Regions from separate parts of the Homo sapiens genome. Here region 2 is linked to region 1. Evidence: read pairs that join two places in POLR2A ChIA-PET (ENCODE). Cell type or tissue: HepG2. All regions are shown on one strand. Links, peaks and the distances in the headings refer to the core of each region. The heading gives the core; the rest is flanking DNA.

Region 1 (4,362 bases), core at 164-4,163:
AAGGCCTAGAAAATCAACTCCAACTGTTTGACAGCGTTGCTTTGAGATGCAGGAAATGAAGAGTGATTGGAATGGCCCGGTGTGATGGTTCACGCCTATAATCCCAGCATTTTGGGAGGCTGAGGCGGGCAGATCACTTGAGGTCACGAGTTTGAGACCAGCCTGGCCAATATGTTGAAACCCTATCTCTACTAAAAATACAAAAATTTGCCGGGCATGGTGGTGCGTACGTGTAATCCCAGCTACTTGGGAGGCTGAGGCAGGAGAATCACTTGAATCCGGGAGGCGGAGGTTGCAGTGAGTCGAGATTGCACCACTAACATTCCAGACTGGGCCACAGAAGGAGACCCTGACTCAAAAAAAAAAAAAAAGAGTGATTGGCAAAGCGCCCTGCAGTGCCTGATGTTATTATTAGTTCCTCTTTCACATTCCTCTCTCAGGCCTTCAAATTCCAGTAACCAAAGCTGTCATTCACCTCATGCTGTGATGAGGACTGGGCATGCATTTTCTCATTCAATCTTGATAGCAACTGGATGAAATGGACATTATATGTATCCCCACATTATAGGGAGGAAACTGAGACTTCATAAGGTTAATATCTGGCCCAAGAGAACCAGAATCAACTCCAAGTTTCTCCAGCCAGAGACTAGGCTGGTCATCACCACTTTAGATGGAGGCTGATGCTCACTGCCTCCAAGGGTTTCTGTGGATTGTAAGTGGAGCTCTGTGCCATGGAGGAGAGACAGAAAGGAGGCCCCAACCCTGCAGGGCTGAAGAGGCTCCCCAAGACTGACGCCTGCTCACTGTCTCCTCCCAAAGGGCTTTTAAAGGAAACCAGGAAGTAACATTGTTCCCCATATATGGGGTCTGATGGTGTCACTTTGAGTAGAGAAGAGGCTCCTATGAGATCCCATTCTGAAAGGGAGCAGGCCAGCCTGGCCTTTGCAGGGAGGCAGTGCATACCTGGACTAGAAGTTAGCTTTATCACCAGCTCTTTATTCTTTTAACATTTGGTTAATAATCATTCATTAAACATCAACTATGTATCAGGTTGTGTGCTAGGTCCTGATTAAAATAAAAAGTATTGTTCCTGCCTTTAGAAAAGGTAATAGTCTAATTTGCAGAGAAGGCAAGTAGATGAAGCTGTAATACAATGTAGGAAGTGCTGAAAATGAGAAGCAGTTAGGAATAAGACTGGGTTTAATTCTGAGTTTGACATGTAAGTGCAGTGGAGTTATTTAAAAACTGTAAGCTTCAATTTCCTCAGCTATGAAATGGGGATAATGAGACCTTCTACCTCTTAGGCTTTGTTGAAAGGATTAAACAACAAATGTATGTAAAATGTTTAACTCTAGGACTGTTCCTGGTTATCTGGTGAATAACTGCCAATTCTCACAATCTTGGGCAGGTGGCTAAACCCTTCCTCTTCGGCTTCCCAATCTGTAAATTCAGGCTGACACATCTTCCAAACTTCTGGATCTGTCAATCAACAGAGGTCACCTAAAAACTCTGAGAGGAGTTACGAGAACATAGAAGGAATAAAAAGCCCTCAGAAGGGCCAGGTGCGGTGGCTGACGCCTGTAACCCCAGCACTTTGGGAGGCTGAGGTGGGCAGATCACTTGAGGTCAGGAGTTTGAGACCAGCCTAGGCAACATGGTGAAACCCCATCTCTACTAAAAATACAAAAATTAGCGAGGCGTGGTAGTGCGCACCTGTAGTCCTGCTACTCAGGAGGCTGTGGTAGGAGGATCACTTGAGCCCAGGAGGCAGAGCGAGCTGAGAGCATGCCACTGCACTCCAGCCTGGGCAACAGAGACCCTGTCTCAAAAAGAAAAGGAAAAAAAAAAGCCCTCAGAGGGCTTCTAGAAAAGCTGGGAGACTAAGAGGAGCAATGCATTGAACACAGAAGTGAGTCAGTGTGAGCTGTATGGTGTCTACTCTTCCCTCTGTGGTTCTTCAAAGGGAGTAGAGGGTGGGTGATGGGGGTGACTCAAGAATGCATAGGACTTTATCAATCAAATTCCCATACGGAATCAGAACAAGCCTGGCAGGTTCATGGACCAGCGAAGAGATTAGAGCAGATCCTTTCAGGGATCATTTAGATTATCATCATAGACCTTCAGGGTCGCCTAACTGGGTGGATGAGAACACCGCTGGGCTCATGCTTTGCCCACAGTCCCAGCAGTCACCCTGCTGACTCAGATGTCTTTCCTCAGAAGCTCTCTCCTGCAAGCGGCAGCTGCTGGGGTCACCTGTCCCCAGGTGCCTCATCTCATCTGGCTCCTCAAAACTCCTCCGCTCCACCCATCAGCCTGCACCTTCCAGGAATGCAGATGCCATGACCAATCTGCGTCCACAGAGAATGTTTGAGAAACACAGCTTGAAAGGCCAGTGATGCCCCCACAGAGTGGCCAATCACATCTTGCTAGAGTTTTCTATGCCAATAAAACCAGAAAAAGCAAACAAACACTTTCAGCCTGACCCAAAGGAGAACAAATGAGGCAGTTATAAGAAGGTAGGGTGTGACCCTATACACATAAACCGGTAGAGCTGGAAAAAACTCCTTCAAAGAGAATGGCTCACCTTGCTCCATTTCCCTTGCAGCGATTCCTGGGGCACGTCTATTATCAGCAATTGCAGGCATTAGTAATGGAAATGAAATCCATACCTCCCAGCTAACCATCCCTGCCCAGTTACTTGTAGTTACTTATCTGTTTCTATCAAGTAGCACATATATTAAATTCATGCCTAAATAAACAAGAAAAAAAGGCTAATTTCCTGGCAGGAAATTCTTATGTAATTAGTCAACAGCTCCCGCCCCTGGTCCGTCACTAACCAGCACTGTGACCTTTAGCAGGTCCACTTCTCTTCATCCCCCTCAGCACAACCTCAGGCCCAGCCCCCACAAGCCTCTCCTGGACCACCACAGTGGCTTCCAGCTGATCTCCATGTCTCTAGTTTTTCTTCTCTCCAAAGCATTCCCCACTCTAGAAGCCTTTTGTGTAGAGATCCTCCTAAAACCCCAAATCTGCTCAACTCTCCTCAAAATCCATAACCTCTCAGCCTGGCCCAGTGGCTCACACCTGTAATCCCAGCACTTTGGGAGACCAAGGCGAGAGGATCACTTGAGGCCAGGAGTTTGAGACGAGCCTGGGCAACATAGTTAGATACCATCTCTACAAAAAATAAAAAATTAACTGGGCATGGTGGTGCTCACCTATAGACCCAGCCACTCCGGAGGCTGAGTGGGGAGGATGGCTTGAGCCCAGGAGGTCGAGGCTGTAGTGAGCTGTGCTCACGCCACTGCACTGCAGCCTGGGTGGCAAAACAAGACCCTATCTCAAAAACAAACACAACCTCTCTTCACTTACTCTAGGACAAGTTCAGAAAACCATGTATGGCTTACAAAGTCATTCGTGATCTGGCCCCTGTTTACCATTCCAGAATGATATCTCTCTCTCCATTCACCCTCTTTTTTTTTTTTTTTTTTTTTTTTTTTTTTTTGAGACTGAGTCTTGCTCTATCGCCCAGGCTGGAGTGCAGTGGCACAATTGAACCTCCTGGGTTCAACCAATTCTCCAGCCTCAGCCTCCCAAGTAGCTGGGATTACAGGCACACGCCATCATGCCCAGCTAATTTTTGTATTTTTAGTAAAGACAGATTTCACCATGTTGGCCAGGCTGGTCTCGAACTCGTGACCTCAAGCGATCCGCCCACCTCAGCCTCCCAAAGTGCTGGGATTACAGGCATGAGCCACTGCGCCTGGCCTCTCCATTCACTTTCTTAAATTCTATGTTCCAGCTGTATATTTACATACCCACGGCTCCCTGTATAATACTAATAATAGCAACAATGACCATCATCTATTGTTTCCTATGTATCAGGTTTGTTCTAAAAAACTCTTCCTTCTGGTTCAAGTTGGTGTTTGAAAAAGAAAGACAAATAAAAATAGATTAATAAAATACTTTCTGCATTAACTTATTTAATATTTACAACTCTACTAGATATTAACTATAATTATCTCCATTTCGCAGATGAGAAAACAGAAGTGGAAAGGTTAAATAACTATCCAAAGTCACTCAACAAGTAAATGATATAGAACCTGAATACAACCTGCTTATCCTGCCCTCACCCCTTCTATCTGGGTCTTTGTACACGAGGCTCCTTCCACCTGGAAGACCCTTCCTTTCCTCCCCCATTCTTCACTTGGCTAACTCCTCCTCCTCGTCCGAGAGTTCCCCTGTAAACATCTCCTCCTCTGAGAAGGTTTCCCTTGCCAGGCTGCTATCTCCCCTCAATGGTAGTTACACTCCAAAGACAGCACCCACTGAATGATGCCTCCCATAACCATGGACTTACGT
Region 2 (4,362 bases), core at 72-4,071, 550 kb after region 1:
GTTAGTCATTTATTGTTTTCCCCCTGTAGCTACAGCTCATGCCCATCTTTTTTTCCTCATCTAGTCCTAATTACAGTGCTATAAAGGATGAGAAAAACAGCTGAAAGCTGAAGGATCTGCCCAACCTGGTCTTCCGCCTCTCCATCCTGGCTTTTTTGCTGTGAGAAGTCCTACTGGCCCGTGCATTGTCTTGGTGATCAATGAACTAACATCTGTTAGTTTTAACATATCTAGACTCCCAACACTCTAAGGTTTTTCGTCTTTCTTTTCTTGGGACAAAAGGAAACCCAAATGCAGCCAGACAGGAATAGTCAAAGTTAGGAGTGGTGAGATCTCTCGGAGGTCAGGCCTCTACTGCCCCTTATCCCATTCATTCTCTACTCTATCTAGAACCACCCTCAACTTCTCAGGCCCTGAGACCTGCATCCCTCCAGCATCCCCTCTGCCTTCCAAGGCATGGCTTCCAGGAGAATGGGGAGATGGATGGGATGTGCAGGCTGTGTTTGAGGGGCCCATCTCCTTGAAGACTTCGCCTGTTCTCATAATCCCTGAAAGCCTGCTTCACTCACATCATCAGAGGAGAAAAGGAAACCTTCACCAACTGTGTTAGTCAGGGTTCTCTTAGAGGGACAGAACTAATATAAATAGATATATATATATATCCTATGATAGATAGATAGATAGATAGATAGATAGACAGACAGACAGATAGACAGACAGACATAAGGGGAGTTTATTAAGTATTAACCTCCACAATCACAAGGTCCCACAATAGGCTGTCTGCAAGCTGAGGAGCAAGGAGATCCAGTCCAAGTCCCAAAACTGAAGAACCTGGAGTCCGACGTTTGAGGGCAGGAAGCATCCAGCATGGGAGAAAGATGTAGGCTGGGAGGCTAGGCCAGTCTCTCTCCTTTTCGTGTTTTTCTGCCTGCCTTATATTCACTGGCAGCTGATTACATTGTGCCCACCAGATGAAGGGTGGATCTGCCTTCCCCAGCCCACTGACTCCAATATTAATCTCTTTTGGCAATAGCCACGCAGACACACCCAGGATTCATACTTTGTATCCCTCAATCCAATCAAGTTGACACTCAGTATTAACCATCACACCAACTATCACAACACTCACCTGACTACATACATTTTTAGGCCTTTAATGCAGATGGATCCATTTTCATAAGCTGAAGAAGATAAAAAGATGGAAGGCAGAGGTGGGAGGATCACTTAAGGCCAGGAGTTCAAGGCCAGCCCGAGCAACCTAGCAAGACCCTGTCTCTAAATAAATTTTTTTTTAAAGAAGAAAGGTGAAAGGATAATATAGAAGAAATAGTATTTGAAGCCAATGCATAAGTTTCTAAGTGAGTGAAGGTGAGTAGGTGAAAGACAGGATTCCAGAGATTGGGCAGATGAACCATTAGCAAACAATTGAATGTTATTGTCTTTTTGTGTTTTTTTTTGTTGTTGTTTGTTTGTTTTTCTCTTTTAGAGACAGAGTATTGCTCTGTTGCCCAGGCCAGAGGCAGTGCTATGATCAGAGCTCAATGCTGCCGTGACCTCCTGGGTTCAAGTGATCCTCCTGCCTCAGCCTCCCAAGTAGCTGGGACTACAGGTATGCATCACCATGCCTAGTTAATTTTTTAAATTTTTTGTAGAGACAGGGTTTCGCTATGTCGCCCAGGCTGGTCTCAAACTCCTGGCCACAAGCGATCCTCCCACCTCAGCCTCCCAAAGTGCTGGGATTACAGGCATGAGCCACCGTGCTTGGCCTCATTGTTTAATATTTAATGAAAGTATACATGGTGCTAAATTTATTTAGCCTCAGTCAGTGACCCCTAACAAACCACTAAGGCATTCCATGCCAGGCTGACCAGGTACAGTGGCACACAAGCCAAATGCTACTGCCACACAGCCTCCTTTTTAAATGTCCCAGAGTAGAGAGGAATAGGGACAGCTGCATTTTTGCAGCCAGCAAGGAGCTCCAGAGAGATCCTTTCCCAGCAGCCCCTGCCTTCCAGACAGGCGTTCTTATGCTCCAGTTATGTTCTGCAAATCTCAGCTTTTTTCATGTCCTCATCAGTCAACATCATCAGCAAGCTTTGCGGGGAGAAAGCCAAAAAAGTTCTTATCTTTAAAAACAAAAAAAAAAGAAAGGAAAGTCTTGCATTAGACGGACTTTGTCCAGCGCTGTTGCACCCGCCCTCCCTTCCTTCCACTCATACCTAACTTTGAAAACTGTCCCCAGGCATAATAAAATCCCCCTGGCTGGATTTACGACCTTCCAAGCTGCAGTGGAGAGGAAAAAGGCCCAACTCTGAGAAAAACAAGTATCCAGGGAGGACGGTGTGTGCTGAATTTTAAAATGTTAAATTACGGTGAAAAATTTGCTGGAAAAGAAACTATCTTTCAAATTGTGCTACATAGTAAAGTTAATAGAGCCCATATGTCCTCTACTAAAATTTAGAAAAACAAACTAAAAACAATACTTTCGCGCCTGCCAGGCTGAAATGTGATCTACTTCTTAATATTCACCCAACACAGGGTAAAATGCTTTAAGATGGTAATGATTCCAAAGCGCAGCTCAAGCTCAGTGGATAAACAACAGACCTCAAACCCTGGGGGGCTCATGTTCTCATCATAGCTCTGGGCAAGTCACTTAATCTCATGGTTCCTTCTCAATTTTCTCAGCTCTGAAACGGGGATGGCAGCACTTCACGAGGTGTTTATGAGGCATACTAAGATGGTTGTAAAACATTTTACAAATGTTTAATAACTGATGCCCTTTTCATAATTTGGCTTTATAACATCTTTCATTATTCATTCAGTGGTGTGGAAATAAATGAGTACAGGGGCTATTTACTCAGAGCTTGCTATGCTATGGGAGTCAGCTTCCATCACTTTGGCAGAAGGTCAAAGCAGGCAGAGGAGTGAGAGAATTTACAGTGACAAAAAGGGAAGGCTTCAGGTTTATCTGGATTGGAGCTTATTGGCACGAGGAAGTGGGAGATGGACTGCTTAGAAGCAGGGCAGGCTGGGTGCGGTGGCTCACGCCTGTAATCCCAGCAATTTGGGAGGCTGAGGTGGGAAGCTCACAAGGTCAGGAGTTCAAGGCCAGCCTGGCCAACATAGGGAAACCTCGTCTCTGCTAAAAATATAAATAAATAAATAAATAAGCCGGGCATGGTGGTGCGTGCCTGTAGTCCCAGCTGCTAGGGAGGCTGAGGCAGGAGAATTGCTTTAATCTGGGAGGCAGAGGTTGCAGTGAGCCAAGATCGCACCACTGCACTCCAGCCTGGGTGACAAAGCGAAACTCTGTCTCAAAAAAAAAAAAAAAAAAAAAATGAAGCAGGGCATCTTCGGTGATTAGTCTGGGGAGCATCTTTGGCTTTCTCTGGTCGGTGCTGAGTTGGAAGCCAAGTGGTTTGGCTTCCCCAGCTGGTTGCTACAAAGTTTGTGAGACTCAGTTCTATTCCCCATGGTCTGGCCATTGTTCACTGTTGGTATATTCATCCGTGAAAAATTAAAGATAGGAGGGTTCTGACTACCCCAGGAGAAAACCAGGTGCCTGCCTAGCAGCCTAGGGAGTAATTTATATTTCTTATACCTTTTAAATACTTTTAGAAGAAGCAAATTTAGAAGATAGACTGCTGAACCAACAATTTTCACTCTCTTGAGTCACTGGGCACAACGAGCTAGCAATCAGGACAATTGAGTTCCAGACATGAGTCTATTATAAGATGGGCAAAAGGGAGGTGGGAAGACTGACAAGTCACATAACCTCTCAGGGCCTCAGTTTCCTTGTGAACAGCCTGCGAGTTCCTATCTGTCTACCCTATTGCATTGTTTGGTTTTGAGGATAAGTGGCCTAATAGTTTGTAAAAGGACCCTATAAAGCAGATTTTTTTTTTTTTTGAAATAGAGTCTTGCTCTGTCGCCCAGGCTGGAGTGCAGTGGTGCAATCTTGGCTCACTGCAACCTCTGCCTCCTGGATTCTAGCGATTCTCGTGCTTCAGGATCCCGAGTAGCTAGAATTACAGGTTCACGCCACCACGCCTGGCTTATTTTTGTATTTTTAGTAGAGACTGGGTTTCACTGTGTTGGCCAGGCTGGTCTTGAACTACTGGCCTCAAGCGATCCGCCTGCCTTGGCCTCCCAAAGTGCTGAGATTACAGGCGTTAGCCACTGCATCTGGCCCCGGCTAATTTTTGTATTTTTAGTAGAGACGGGGTTTTGCCATCTTGGCCAGGCTGGTCTCGAACACCTGACCTTGTGATCCATCTGCCTCGGCCTCCCAAAGTGCTGGGATTACGGGCGTGAGCCACCACACTTGGTCCCTATAAAGCAGATAGTTTAAACCCTATAAAA

The links. ChIA-PET counts read pairs that join two places held together with the same protein. Peaks named below come from ENCODE experiments on the same cell type or tissue, not always from the same donor. Only the 100,000 strongest peaks of a DNase experiment are listed, where the experiment ranks them.
Region 2: POLR2A ChIA-PET joins it to region 1 with 5 read pairs; 1 of 35 experiments calls an interaction of 5 or more read pairs at or near these places.

Annotation. Positions count from the first base shown.
Region 1 is chr12:12,870,694-12,875,055 of GRCh38, reverse strand. No RefSeq gene overlaps it. Among named protein-coding and RNA genes, the nearest start is that of GPRC5A, 19 kb to the left of the region's middle. RefSeq lists an enhancer at 2,109-3,308. In HepG2, for the core only: no CTCF peak of the experiment used is centred there; DNase peaks (open chromatin) are centred at 2,605 and 2,765.
Region 2 is chr12:12,318,257-12,322,618 of GRCh38, reverse strand. No RefSeq gene overlaps it. Among named protein-coding and RNA genes, the nearest start is that of MANSC1, 30 kb to the left of the region's middle. In HepG2, for the core only: no CTCF peak of the experiment used is centred there; DNase peaks (open chromatin) are centred at 2,118 and 2,938; H3K4me3 peaks cover 957 bases.